Linked DNA regions of Homo sapiens: region 1 is linked to region 2. Evidence: chromatin loops called from intact Hi-C (ENCODE). Cell type or tissue: PC-3. All regions are shown on one strand. Links, peaks and the distances in the headings refer to the core of each region. The heading gives the core; the rest is flanking DNA.

What was found. Hi-C counts contacts between places; a loop is a spot of excess contacts. Peaks named below come from ENCODE experiments on the same cell type or tissue, not always from the same donor. Only the 100,000 strongest peaks of a DNase experiment are listed, where the experiment ranks them.
Region 1: it touches region 2 in a loop (5-fold over the local background); 5 of 110 quality-filtered maps call a loop at or near these places.

Annotation. Positions count from the first base shown.
Region 1 is chr20:7,500,443-7,507,522 of GRCh38, reverse strand. No RefSeq gene overlaps it. Among named protein-coding and RNA genes, the nearest start is that of MIR8062, 130 kb to the right of the region's middle. In PC-3, for the core only: no CTCF peak of the experiment used is centred there; no DNase peak of the experiment used is centred there.
Region 2 is chr20:7,855,176-7,863,692 of GRCh38, reverse strand. No RefSeq gene overlaps it. Among named protein-coding and RNA genes, the nearest start is that of HAO1, 81 kb to the left of the region's middle. RefSeq lists a silencer at 6,664-6,864 and an enhancer at 6,091-7,290. In PC-3, for the core only: CTCF peaks have their summits at 3,970 and 4,171 (motif pointing right); DNase peaks (open chromatin) are centred at 4,222 and 6,772; H3K27ac peaks cover 2,704 bases.

The DNA.
Region 1 (7,080 bases), core at 1,942-6,941, 360 kb after region 2:
AGTTCAGCCACAGTGGCTTTGAACAAACCAAGATGGACCTTACTTAATGCTGGAGCCATTATAGAGTGGCCTTTAAGAGTAGCAAGGCGGCTGGGTGAGGTGGCTCACGCCTGTAATCCTAGCACTTCAGGAGGCTGAGGTGGGAGGATCACAAGGTCAAGAGATGGAGACGATCCTAGCCTACATGGTGAAACCCTGTCTCTACTAAAATACAAAAAAATTAGCCAGGCATGGTGGTGTGCACCTTTAGTCTCAGTTACTCAGGAAGCTGAGGCAGGGGAATCGCTTGAACCAGGGAGGCAGAGATTTCAGTGAGCAGAGATTGTGCCACTGCACTCCAGCCTGGCAACAGAGCGAGACTCAGTATCAAAAAAAAAAAAAAAAAAAAAAGAAAAGAAAGAAAGAGTAGCAAGGCTATAACCAGGCTGCAGGTGTCTCAGAGTCAGCTCCACTACTCTCATGCTGTACTAAGTTACTGGGCTAAGCTTCAGTTTTCTTATTTGTAACAAAGAGGCCATGTTCACTGCAGAGCCATGTTAAAAATCACAGTAGTAAATATACAGTGTTTAGATAGTGCTTGGCATAGTGAGAAGGTTGCAAGGGCTATTCCCATCATCAGCAATGTTTTGCACTGAGATTGTTGCATCTTACTCTCCATGGCATCATTCATGTCCTGCTCAAATGTCATCTCCTCACAGAACCACTCTGATCCCCTTTTCCAAATAACCCCACAAATTGTGTAAACTTCCTATTCCTTGGCCCAGTTTCAGGGCAATTATTATTATTAGAATTTAAGTTTTATGTTTATTTGTTTATTATATCTTCCACTCTCTCCAAAATAAACCCTTGAAGATAGGATCTACTGTTTACTACAGATTCTAATGTGGGTTGTCGTGGAATCATGGTATTGAATTTTAGCTCTTTTCCATCTGCTTTTCTTTCAACCTGTGTGGTCCATCCGCTCAGGGCTTAATACCAAGACTAACTATAAAATACGGGGAAGAGGCCGGGTGTGCCTGTAATCCTAGCACTTTGGGAGGCTGAGGCAGGTGGATCATGAGGTCATGAGTTCGAGACCAGCCAGGCCAACATGGTGAAACCTTGTCTCTACTAAAAATACAAAAATTAGCCAGGTGTGGTGGCACATGCCTGTAATCCCAGCTACTCAGGAGGCTGAGGCAGGAGAATTGCATGAACCCGGAAGGCAGAGGTTGCAGTGAGCCGAGATCACACCACTACACTCCAGCTGGGGTAACAGAGTCAGACTCCATCTCAAATAAAAAAAAAATATATATGGGGAAGGGGGCTGTGGTTTCCGACGTACCTTCAAATAAAGAACAGTGATGTGAAGAACCAAACACTTGACCAATGGGACCTCCCAGCCCATTCTAAGAAATGGCATGGGAAAATCAATCTAAGGAATAATGTGCTGGGAAGTCTGGACATGCCACTGCGTGTGCGAGAGCCCAGAGGTCATGTGGGCACTTGGAAATGCTGACCTGCACAATTAGCATCACAAGCATTTTTGTGGTCATTAAATACACATGACATATTGAAGAGGACACATTGAAGAAAATTACTGTAATGAATGATGAGCTTGGAGTTTAAACAGCAGATCATCCCTGGATCATCTGTCTCCAGGGAATGAAGCTGGTGAGCTGAGGCCCTGTGGTGTTTAAATAGCAGATCATCTCTGGATCATCTGTTTCCAGGGAATGAAGCTGGTGAGCTGAGGCCTTGTGTTTAAATAGCAGACCATCCCTGGATCTTCTATTTCCAGGGAATGAAACTGGTGAGCTGAGGCCCTGTGGTGGAACACAGACACTACACTCTGAACCCCGGAAGCAGGATTCTTTCTTTTGAGAACTGTTATTCAAAGCTACTTGAAAGTTAATCTCTAAAACCAAAAACCACAAAACTACTCTTTCCATGGAGCAACTCAGGTGAGAACTTAAAAACAAATATTTTAGGCACAGACATTTCCTTAAAGTTCATGTATTTCCTTAAGTCTATTCTATTCTACTTTGTCTTCCTAATCCATCATTTGTGTTTGTTTGTTTCCGTAGATTTAATTAAACAAACAACATATGGCTAAAAATTAATTTTGGCATGTCTCAACGTGGACACCTGGAATCAGCTAGCTGACTCATTACTAAAAGAAAAGATAACAGTTTCGAAAAGCTAAAAATAATAATTGAAAGACCCACCTATCTCAAAGTGAATGTTAAGAAAATACATTTTTTAAGAAAGGAAGTGATGAATATACCTATAGCTAATATTATGGGTGAACCTGACAAATAGAATACTGAGTAAAAGAAAATATAAAAAGTACATCCTTTAGAGTTTTATTTCTATAAAGTTCAGAAACAGGTTAAAAGTAATTATGGCATTAGAAGTTAGGCTCCTCTTGGTGGCAGCAATTACTAGAAATGAGCGTAAGTTAGGCTTCTAAAGTCCTCAAAACATCCTCTACTTTCTTTTTAAGGCAGTTGCTGAATAGCAGAAATATCTGTTCTTTTGAGGATCTATTAAGCTGTACACTTACAATTTGTCATTTTGTTTAGGGTTATTAAAGTTTATAGGAGGCCATTGTTTTGGACCAGCCTCCTGCACTGGGCTCCAGCAGACCAGACCCAACCAGAATGAAGTCGTTTGTGCTAATGCCATGTAATCAAACTTAACTTTGAAATGAGCCAGTTTTCAAAAAACCAGGAGATTCCAGTCAACCCTGGTCAGCATAATAAGGACGTTTCCTCTGTTTTAATCCTACAAGGAAAGTAACTTTGAAACCAACAATCTGCTTTTTGTTCTGTTTCTACTTGCTTCAGCCCTTTTTTCTCTATAAGGTCAACCTTCTCTGCTGAGCTCATTGGAACACCCGTTCTATTTTATAGAATGTGATATTGACAAATTCTAGAATTTCAAATAAAGGCCAATTATATTTTAAACTAAATTGTTGTAATGTTGTCTTTTAATAGGTTTCTCCTGAAATGTTCAAAAACTTATGGTATCCAGCTTGCCCTTAAGAGAAGTCTTTATTCTTCCAACCGCATTGAACTCATCTTGGTGTTTATTGAAAATACAGATTCCTGGGTCTAATTTATTGAATCAGATTCTCTGGGGTGGAGTCTATCAACCCCAATAATTAAGCATTTCCTTGGGCAATTCGGGGACATACTCAAGGTTGAGAATTCAGTAGTGCCTATTTGGTCAAACTGTTCCACAACACATGTTTGGTTACCTTCAGCAAATACTTAAAGCATGGCCCGTGTAATAGCTTCCTGGGCCACACGGTTCCTCATCTTGCCTGAATTCCTCCCCCTGCACCTTTTGAGAACTGCTACCTATGATGTTAGCAGTTGTCAGACACTACACTCTCATTCACTGCACCAGCCCCTTCACCCAGTGAGTCTGAGATGTTGACAAACCATCATTTACAAATATTTTTAAAATCATTTATAAGGTAACTGCCTCCCTCACTAATAAAAGTGGCAAATTAAATGAAAATTTGATCCCCATAATATCTTGCCTTGTTCTTTTAAGTAGACACTCAAAGGGGGATGGAGGGTAAACCACTGGCTTTAATGAGACAGTTGGGTGAAAAAGAAAAAAAAATAAGTAGGAAATGGTACCCAGGGCTTCTGGTATTTTTATCTTAGCAGCAAGGGGAAGTTTTGATAAGAAGAGGCCCTGTCTTTGTTCTACCAGGATCCAAGCATTGCATCACCATCTCCAGAAGCTGCTGCCTTGTGTGTGCCAGATGATAATTTGGGCATAGGCACAAATCAATACCAGGAATGGGTGTGCTGGGAGCGTGCACTGTAAGTACTGTGAGTATAAATAGAGCTGGAAGAACAACCTTTTTGTGAACTACTGTGTGGTAATCCTCGGGAAGCCAGGAAGCTGGTATGGCTTCAATGGGCCTTTTATAACGTTACATGCTACCCCCCAACTGCCCTCCTACACACACATGGACTGCTTGCTAAAGTTACCATTTTTAATGCAAATCATCATAATGGCTTGATAATTATTTCAATTGGCATTTGTGAAGCCATTCAGTAAAAGAACAGCCAGGGCAAAACCCTCACTAATCTTCCCATCTTTCATATCCTCTGGGTTTGAGGTGGAATAACACAAGAAAGCCCCAAAGCCAGAGGGTTTTTGAAGTTTCTTCTTAATGGACCTAACTCTCCCTGCCTGTTACTCTATGAAGTGTATTCGGCCCAAGTTAAACAAAATAGCAAGAGCATAATATTTGTGGTGGCTTGAAAGGAGAGGAGGCAATGACAAGCGTCCCCTTCCTCCTCAGCTTAGCTTTCAGATTGGTTGGAAAGCACTTTAACACATTGTTGTTATTATTGCGGAAAATAATAATAAACATTTATTGAATGCTGTCATATGGTGAGTAACTGTTCTAAAAATGTTTTGTCCGAGAGGAGCTTATTAAAAAATAACTATTTAGGTTTTTTACTTTTCCATAGAGGATGACTTTTTAACTCTTTCACTGGCCCTTAGGGGTGCACAGTGTATTCATATGCTGCAAAATGTAAAGTACTGGTCTCCTACAAGGCCTGTCCCTGACTCTTCCTCTTACCTGCAGTCTGTCATGATTAGAGTCTGGCAGCAACTCATAAATGAGAAATTTAAGACATTGCCGCTTTGTGGAGGGGAAACAAAGCTGGAAAGAATGACTAACTAAAATTTCTGTTTGAAATTGCTTTTCTCCCAAATCAGGCAAAGAGAACTAATACATGTCAACATTACTACAAAATATTTTTACAAAGGAAAAGCTGGCTGAAGGTTGTCTTTTTTGTTTTTTGTTTTTTGAGACAGAGTCTCACTCTGTCGTCCAAGCTGGAGTACAATGGCACAATCTTGGCTCACTGCAACCTCCACCTCCCAGGCTCAAGGGATTCTCCTGCCTCAGCCTCCCCAGTAGCTGGGATTCCAGGCGTGTGTGACCATGCCTGGCTAATTTTTTGTTATTTTTAGTGGACGGGGTTTTACCATGTTGCCGAGGGTGGTTTCGAAATCGTGAGCTCAGGAGTTCGCCCACCTTGGCCTCCCAAAGTGCTAGGATTACAATACACGAAGCTTGCTTGCTAGACTGATGGAACTATGTGTTGTGATTAGTTCTATGTTCACTCCTTAAACCTACTAGTGAGCCCTATTTGGAAAGCTGGCTTCTAACCCTTTACGTGAGAACAAATCACTAGCCAGCCAGTTCAGTGGGTGGAAGATCAATCAGCTAATTTGGAAACAATAAGTTTAAGTAGTAGTTTTTTGTCTTCACTTAATAGAAGATAGGATGCTTGCTATTATTATTAAAAACCTATATTAATATATGTTTTAGTCTCTGAACGGCTCAATAGATTGAGGTGTTTTCCAAACTCACTCCACACCAGTCTTCTCTTTCCACTAAAGTGACTTGGTTCAGCAGAAGTGTTTGATTTTTACGGCAGTAATCTAGATTTGAATAGATCCTTCCTGAACCTAAGGTTCATAAACCTCCAAAGGGTCTGTGAATAGAATTCAAGGGTTCTATGCACTTGAATGGAAAAAAAATCTTTATTTTTACCATACTCTAAATGAAATTTAGCATTTCCTTCAATTGTTAATATAGGCAGCAAACCACACTTTAAAAGGACTCCTGATATTGTCATCTCATAGAATGGTGGTTGTAAATATCTCAGAATATCATTAAGTACATCCAGACTTTGAAATTATGATAATTATTATAATACTTTAAAATATTTATATTTAACATAGTAATGAATCAGCATATAACATATAAAATATATTTGAATATATCATGTTTTAATATCTTGATGACTATATTTCAGTGTAATTGCTTGTTTGTAATCCTATGTACTTTATTTTATGCATTTAGAAACATGATTTTGAGATAGATCCATGGGCTTTACCTGACAACATGGGTCCATGGCACCACAAATGTTTAAGAACTCTTGGTAGTCTCTAATGTGGCTACTGATACAGAAACTAAATTTATTTCATGGGGCAGCCATACAACTCTGGCTGTACAGTAAAGTCAAAACAAAAAGACCCCAGGCAATGGAGAATCCTAACAAATAACCACAATGGTCAGGAGAAATCTGCATGGACCAATTTAAGTAGTGGTTCTTTTGCTTCCTCAACTTGCATTGTGCAACTTCAGGACTGGCCTGAATGTCAAGATGACAGGAACACCCAGATACAATGAAAAGACGGAGCCAGATGATTCTGGAAAGCAAATAACAGCCAAATGTATATTGTCACTTTGATGCTTAATTGGGCAACATTTATTTCGGAACAGAAAACAATATTTGGTAATACTGTTTACATGGTAAAACTGGCCTACTTCTGACATAAATTCATCTGCCTTTGGATCATTCATTAATTTCAAATGAACTCCATGCCCAGATGACTTTAGTGGTATATTGGAAGAACCAAGTCTTAGTAAAAAATAAAAATTGTAAAAAAGCAACAACAGTTTGGGCAACTATGCCTTTTCCTAAGTAGGTCATCTAGATTGTTGGCCAGCACTGCAATAATTTACTTTGGTCTTAATGGAACCTTAAATAATTCTGTACTGGAACCGTTTGTGGGTTCTCTGAGAGTATGATTTTGTCCATAACATAAGCCCATAATTATAATACATCATATGTCACAATAGTCTGAATTATTGTTGACAACATCAAATGTCAGGAGGGATCTGGCAGAAAATAGAATTGAATGTGAGTGGAGTAAGACTGTTAGTATAGAAGGATTAAAGCTATACTAAGATATATAGCTTGTTAGCAGTTAGTTCTAGATGAGAACAGGTGCCTCATCTAAAGAGCACAGCGTTACCTGCACCCTCCATGGGGTTGCTATGTTAGGAGTGCAAACCTGCTGTTGCTAAATCTGCCAGCAAATCTGGAAAAGCTAAAAATGAGATGAGGTTTTAGTGTGAAGCCACCTAGTGTTTAGAGGAATTGACTAGTGCAATTATTTTCAAACATTCTTTGAGATGAGCAAGGGTTTCTAAAGATTGAATCTTACTCCTGGGTCATGAACTCTTCTGTGCAGATACTACTCACT
Region 2 (8,517 bases), core at 1,896-6,895:
GTAGCAATTCTATTTTTCATTCTTTCAGAAATCTCCAAGCTGCTTTCCACAGTGGATAAACTAATTTGCATTTCCACCAAAGTATATAAGCATTCTCTTTTCTCTGCAACCTTGCCAACATCTGTTATTTTTTGACTTTTTGATAATAGCCATTCTGATTGTTTTGAGGTGGTATCCCATAGTGGTTTTGATTTTCATCCTTCCGATGATTAGTGATGGTGAACATTTTTTTCATGTTTCTTGACCACTTGCATGTCTTCTTTTGAGAAGTGTCTATTCGTGGCATTAACTCACTTTTTAATGGGATTCTTTTTTCTTGTTGATGTGCCTTTTCCCCATTGTTTATTTTTGTCGAATTTGTTGAAGACCAGATCATTGTAGGTGTGAAGAATCTATTTCTGAATTACTTATTATAAATATTTTGGAAGGGCAAATACTGATGGTTGAAGACATACAAATTCACTAAAATTGAGAACGATAAAATTATGACTAGGCTATTAAAGTTATAGAGAGGTGAATTTATGGCATGGTAAAAGAATAATATTTATTGAAACACCATCTTAAAAATGGCACAGATCAAAAATATGGCTAGCTTTGCAACATTTTAGTTCTCATTTCATTACAGCTTTTGAGGTCTGAGGGAGAGCTTACCTAAGCAATTAAGCTACTGGTTAAGAAATTTTGTGTACATCTTAAGACTTTATATGACTGATGAGAGTTATTACTCAAGTACATAATACGAATGAGGATTTTGAATTGCAGCACATTGTAGGCAGTAAATAAAGACTTGCTGAATGAATGGATATTTTTTCTACCAATGATGAACTTCGATGCAAAGAAATGGCATGACTAAATGTTCAAGATATTTCTGTTGCAGGAAATTCATAAAAAGTAAGAGTAACTATCTATTTCTAAAACAACATCTATCAGAAATCAGTCTGGTCAGATTCTACCTTCAAATGTACAATGTCAGAACTAGAAAGGTTATGAAGACTAACACACTTTACTTTTTACCCTACTGACGACATTCTCTGAAAATTCAGTTTTCTTGAATGTCACTCTAATACCAAAGTATTTTCCCCAATTAAAGACCAAGTAATTATGTCATTTAGGGATAGCATTTTCTCTAGATAAAGTTTGGCCTCTCTGTTTTCACTTAACACCAAATGGATTACTTCAAATGGATAGCTACAGATCAATTAAATCAAGCTTTGAATTTTTAAAAAGTTTTACTGAATTTTTATATTTTCCAAGCATAATCTTCATCATGTGGCGAAGCTTTAATTACAAGATTACAGAAAGCCAAAGACTTCTAAGCCTTTAGGGCTTTGCTCATATTTTCTTCTCTTACTGCCCATTTTCCTCAATCAACCTGGTGAATGGATGGTTAGTGGACATAAACCAGGTTAATGCTTATGCCCTCATAATTGTTTTTTCTTACTGACCATGCTCTATACCCCTCCCTTTGGTGACCCTGCCTTCCTCTCTTGTGCTCCTGAAGCTTCCCATCATCATTCTGATACTATTGTGCCATAATTTCTGACTTTATGTATCTATATATCCTCCCTAGGATGGTGAGCTGTTTTAGGATAGTTCCTTTGTCTTTCGATTCACCACAATAACCTGAGTTTATTTTTAGCACAATACCTTACATAACAGACATATAGAAAATAATTGTTAAATAGGCAAATTTTAATAGTGGACTAGAGACCTTGGGAAGCAGCAAGGAAACCACTGATTAGATAAATATTAATGTGGCAAACTGGCTTTCATTGTTGTGAGGGTTCTTAACAGTTTTTCTCCCACTTCTCGCTGATTTACTATCACTCCTGGCATCATAAATTCAAGTCAATAAATGTTCTGCATATATGGGGCAACATTTGAACTCTTTGGAGCAGAGATGTCATGTAGGTTGTAGGAACAAATGTATGGCTCCATGAAGGTTGATAGGAATGTAAATTTTAAGCTGGAAAAGAAAGAGACAGCACTCAGAACTGTATATTCACTTATTTGTATTAGGTGAGCTACCAGAAAAAATTTTTAGAGGCATTTCATATGGATAAAAATTCATGTTAAAAGCATCTTCAAAGATTGCAACAAATGTACGCCCAATCCACTGTCCATATTTTTTGAGACAGGATCTTGCTCTGTCAGATAGCCTACAGTGCAGTAGAATGGTCATAGCTTCCTACAGCCTTGAACTACTGGGCTCTGGCAATCCTCCTGCTTCAGCATCCCAAGCAGCAGCTGGGACTACAAACATCAGCCACCAGGGCTGGAAAAATTGTATTTTTTGTAGAGATGGGGTCTCACTTTGTTCCCGAGGCTGGTCTCAAACTCCTGGCCTCAAGCGAATCTCCTGTCTTGGTTTCTTAAAGTGGTGAGATTATAGGCATGAGCCACTGTGCCTAGCCTTACTCTGTATAACAAATTTTGATTCTTAAAATATTCATAATGTAACCAACTATTCATATTGGACTAAAAACTTACCAATTAAGTTTCCATTATTTAAAAATATAGGATATTTGAGGCAGGAGTCACTATTCATTTTATTTTCTATATTTCCTTTTTTTTTTTTAGAACAAATTCACTTATATAAACAAATAGTGTATGAGGGTAGAATATACTTTTAATTCCATGCTTTTGAAAAATGTATTCCGGACTACAGACCATTTTAAACATTTTTTTTGATATCATCTACATACAGCAAAATTTACTCTTTCTGTTGTACAGCTCTGAGAATTTTTTCTGTGATCACACCTAAAGGAATTATAAATGCTCATACACAATTTTATATTGTTCTGTTTTGTTTCTTGAGACAGGGTTTCTCTCTGTTGCTCAGGCTGAAGTGCAGTGGTACGATTACAGCTCACTGCAGCCTTGGCCTTCTGGGCTCAAGTGATCCTCCAATCTCAGTGCCCCAAGTAGCTGGGACTACTGGTGCACACCACCACTTTCTATTTCTTAATTTTTTGTACAGATGGGGTCTTGCTATGTTTCCCAGGCTGGTCTCAAACTCTTGGGCTCAAATCCTCCTGCCTCAGCCTCTCAAAGTGCTGGGGTTACAAGTGTGAGCCACCACAGTTGGCCCAGAGTTTTTTTAAAAACATAAATTTTCCTCACTTTTGCGTAAATACCTAGAAGTAGGATTGCTGTGTCATATAGTAAATGTATATTTAGCTATATAAAGAAATTGTCAGACTTTTGTAAAGTGGTTGTGCCATTTTTTTTTATTATACTTTAAGTTCTGGGATACATGTGAAGAATGTGCAGGTTTGTTACACAGGTATACACGTATGATGGTGGTTTGCTTCACCCATCAACCCGTCATGTACATTAGGTATTTCTCTTAATGCTCTCCCTCCCCTAACCCGCCACCCCCCGACAGGCCCCAGTGTGTGATGTTTCCCGCCCTGTGTTCATGAGTTCTCATTGTTCAGCCCCTACTTATGAGTGAGAACATGAAGTGTTTGGTTTCCTGTTCTTGTGTTAGTTTGCTGAGAATGATGGTTTCCGTGCCCGGCTAAGGTTCTATAGTTTTTACTTGGGTTTATAATACATATTGAATTTTTATACAAGGTGTATAAAAATTTCACACAAGATGTGAACTATGAGTTGAGGTTACATAGTTTTTGCAAAATTGTTTCAACAAAGTTTGTTGTAAAGATTATCATTTCCCTATTGAATTGCCTTTGTACAAAGGTAGAAAAATAACAGACTCAACGTATGGGTCTATATCTGCACTCTCTAATCAGTTCCTTTGATATATGATGATTAATTTCTCAAATTCTACAGCAGGATAGCTCTTTTTTAAACCTCAAAAATGTGAAAATAATTTTCCTTATAAATAGGAGACCTGAGAGCCTTTTGTATCCTTGGCGAATTCAGCTAAACTTTCTGGGCTCTGTTTCTTTATCTGTGGAATGTGGAATTGCATTAACGGAAATCTGAAGTCCTGTTTTTTCTTTCTTTTCCTCTTCCCTTCTTTTCACTTTCCTCTTCCCCTCTTTTCACTTTCCTCTTCCCCTCTTTTCACTTTCCTCTTCCCCTCTTTTCACTTTCCTCTTCCCCTCTTTTCACTTTCCTCTTCCCCCCAGCCTTCTCAGCCCTTCTCATCCTTTCTCTCTACCTTCTTCCCCCACCCCCATATTCTTTCTCTGTCTGGTCAGTAGATGGTGCTGTGCTGCAAGACATGTATTTGCTGGTTTCTTAAAACTTTTAAATATCACATTATGTCATCTGTTAATTCTACGCCTTATGACTACACTTTGAGAGCTGATCCTTAAATTGTTAATGGAACAACGATGTTCACACCCCTCCCTCTTTGAGAAGCTAAACCCCAGGCATGAGTTGGCTACTTAAACTAGGTACACTTTTTCACTGGAAACTTTGTCAAGAGATAAAGGCCTTTGATTAAGAGGAAATATTTTTTAAAAGCAATAGTGGGTAGTGACCCTGAAAACCCCAAATGTCCTTCAGCCCCATGTGTGACATTTGAGTTGGTGTGTGTTTACCCAAGGGCAAAAAATGGATGGCCATGAAGGACATAGGATAGGAAGCCCCTTTGCTCAAAATAAAATCCCAAGGTTAATTTGTTTGTGAATCACAGAGCCAGCTGTCTGTCCTGGCCCAGTATGACTTTTGTGGTGACAGCTGTTTCTACCAAGATTTGACGAGTGGGAATGAGGGCAGAGCTGGTGGTTGCGAGATGGGATGGAAGTGGGAGATGGATTGCAAGTATGGACTCTGGTTTCTTTAAAAAGGAAACCCATGGGTTTTTACATATTCTCAATTGAACTTGTAGTTCCTTTAGTTGCGCATAATGCTTTTACTTCCCGGGAGAGAAGAGGTGGGTGTGCATGGTTAGTTGTTTCTTCATGTCCCCTTAGGTTACAGTTTAATGATGGGTGTTTCATTTTCCAAAAGTTTAGCAAACTGTGAAGGTTTCCATAAAGGGCACTATATTTGCTTGCAAAAATCCAGTCTTTATTCCTCTGGCCCCAAAACCCTGAGGTACTGTGGACTCAAGTTTCTTAGAGCCTGATTGTTAAAATACCAAATGAAAGGCACTTCTTGGGGTTTATGGCATCATCCTGGTATTTCCATGTATAAATAATAATAATGTTCATTTGATAGTGCTTTATGGTTTCGAAAAGTAATTTTACCAACATATGCAATTATGCCTTTGCTTAGAAAGTAGATATTTGAATTAGGGCATTGGAGGTCAAAGCCAGAGAAGATCAGTGAGGAAGAAACACGTAGGTTACTGATGACTTCTATCCTCATTTAGGTCTCCAATTGGGTGTTTCAAATTAACACAATTGAGCTTCTACATCCATCCCCTAGCCACTCAATTTCCTATCTCCTCCATCTGGATACATGAAAATACCATCCTTTTATTTGCTCAGCCCCCAAGCTTTGGAGTTGTCTTTGATTCTCCTCTTTCTTATTCTACACCTGAGCTACAAGCAAAACCTGTTGGAATTACCTTTAAAATACAGTGTATTCAGAATCCGAAAACTTCTCACCACCTCCATTGGTACACCCTGGTCTGATCCACTATCATCACTTACATGAATTAGGACAAAAGTTTTCTAATAGATTCCCCTGCATCAGCCCCTGTCCACACTTTAATTTAGGCACAGCAGCAATAGAAATGCTGTTAATAGGTAAATTGGACCTTGTCAAGTCTTGGCCCAGAACCCTTTAAAGGCTTTTCGTCTCACATTGAGGAAGTGCAAAGACATTACAGTGGCCTACGCAGTCCTGTGTGATGTGACCTCTTCTATACTTTGGGATCCTATTTCCTATCACTGACCCTCTCTTACTCACTCCTGTTCTCCTGACTCCTTCTCAGATGTTCCAGGGGTGCTCCTCTCTTAGGATCTATTTACTTGTTCTTTATCTTTGAATGCTCCTCCCCCAAATATGATTCTCACTCTCATATCCTTCAGATCTTGAATCAATGTCACCTTCTTACTGTGGCCTTCCCTGGCTGCTTAACTTAAAATTGGACCCTCTCTCACATTTTCTGATCCTTTCCTAGCTTAATTTTTTCTTCAGCACTTATTACAAACATAATCTGCACTTAATTTGTCTTGCTTAACTTTCTGGAATATAAATTTCATGTGGGCAGGGATTCTTGTCTATTTTATTCATTACTCTACTTCCAAAGCCCAGAGGAGTGCTTGACACAAAAGGAACACTCAATAACTATGACTAAATACATAAATGAATGTATTCTCCACCTTGTTTTCATGGTATGTGTGAGGCTTTGCAAGTACCAACCACCAAAGAAAAAGACTAATGCTTGATTAGATTCTTGGAGAGTAAAACTCAATGCTCCACCATCACTTTGTGAAAAGTAACAGTTTCATGGTCTAAATTATAGATTCTGACTCAGTAGGTCTGGGAGTCCATATTTATGTATTCCTCAAGAAATTTTAAATCTTAACCAGATCTGGGGGCCCGTTTGTCTAGAGAACAGTTTACCTTTAACTCAACAAATATTTATTGGATATATTCTATATTCCAGAAATTATGCCAGGAAATGGCCCTGCACTGAAGTCTGGTAGGAGAGACAGATGTGTAAAATTACACTTGCCATGTAGTATAATAAGTGCTTTCCTAAGGCATTTATTAATTGCAGGGGTTGTGAAAGACGAAAGAAGAAATCATCTGAAATGGATCTGAAGAGTTCTCAGAGGAAGTGACTCATGTTGAAGAGGAAGTGACAAAGCAGGTAAGGAATATAGGGCACTGTAGTTAGGAAAACATCTTGGCCTCTGAGTTCAAGACGATTGCCAGGTTCCTGAGTCATGCCTTATACCAATGAAGGGGGCAAAGTTAGACAGCCATCTATTTTTGCAAGAAGTTCCTATCTCTTTTTATAGCCCTCTCTTCCAGGTGTCTAGGACTTTAACTGTCTTGAGAGAATAAAAATACATTTCTGGCTTATTTATCTGGTTCTCCTTTAAAAAGAGTATAATGAGATCCTTTCTAATACTGAGTAGCTAATGATTTTCTGGGGTGTTCACATTTCAACAACAAGGCAGCCTTTAATAATAAAAAACAATTAGGCAGGTATCAGTGACAAGCCAGCAAGCAGATATTCTTTTCGGCTGGAATCTTCAATTTTCCTTGAGTCATATCACATGGGAAGGACCTTAAGGTTGGTGCTAGAATTGGTCTGCAGTAATTCTCTGCCAATTCATCACAATGCTGGGGGAAATGATAACCACTCTTGTCTCTTCCAAGCTTTGCTATAGGTCTTAGACCAATGCCTTTGTTTTTCCGTGCTGCAATTACTCAATTTTTAAATATCATATTTGTGTAGAGCATTGTACTCTGTTCATTTATATTAGTCAAGGAAAGTAGTGTTTGCTGCTATGACACACAGTCCCCAGGTCTCAGTACCTCAACACAATAAAGTTTTATTTTTTTGCTTGTATCATGTTCCAATGTGAATTCCAAGAAAATGGGGATGGGTCTGTTGTTTGGACAGGAGCCTCTGCTTTGTGCATCCATTCAGAGATAAAATTATTTTCATAATGGGGCTCTGCAAGATCCAGTCGTGCTTCAAAAACTGGCCTGACATCTTCCAGATAGCAGATGAGGAGCAAATGAAACAGGACCTCACTTTAACATGCCTTAAACCAAGAGTCAGCTAATTTTTTCCGTAAAGAATAGTACATATCTCAGGCTCTGAGAGCCACCCAATCTCTGTTAAAAACTACACAGTTCTGCTGATATAGTGTGAAAGGAGCCTTAGACAATATGTAAATGAGTAGGGTGGCTATGTTCCAATGAAACTTTATTTACAAAGACAGGTGATTGGCCACATTTGCCCTGTAGGCTATAGTTTGCAGACCCCTGCATTATACCAAAAGGTATGTCTTCCATTCACATTCCATTGGCAAAAAACAGTCATATGTCCCCACCCAGATGCAGAATGTCAGGGGAATGTACTTTGGCTGTGTGCCAAGAAACTGGTGAGAATTTAGCCAGTCTCTGATGCATCATATATTAGGGGTAGGATGTTCATTGATTATTTCCCAGTTGGTGGACGCACTGTTCTCTACTTCCAACTTGTTCAAGGTCAAAAATTTTCCTTTAGAAGACATGATCTCACAAGTTTTCTAAGCTTCTTTATCCTTTATTCTGGGGAACAATGAGGATGGTTTGCTGAAAGTGGTCGTGAAAGATCCTATGTAGACCAGGTGGGAGAGTTTGCTCCCAGGAAAAAAATAAGTATTACCTCAAGTAGGTGATTGAAGTACAACATGCTATCCACTGGTAACAAGTAATCATAACTGGATGGCAAGGATAAGAATCACTCTGTGTTAACTCCACTTTCAAATTCAGCCAGGAGCTAAAGCTCTTCTATGTATTGGTTTCCTTTTTGTCTTCTTCCAAAGTCCCTGGAGATGGATGAAAACTTTGCTCTGCAAGTATGCATTCAAAAATCTAATTATACCAGCAGTAATTGAGTATGTGGTAATCTGATTCCTTGCATCT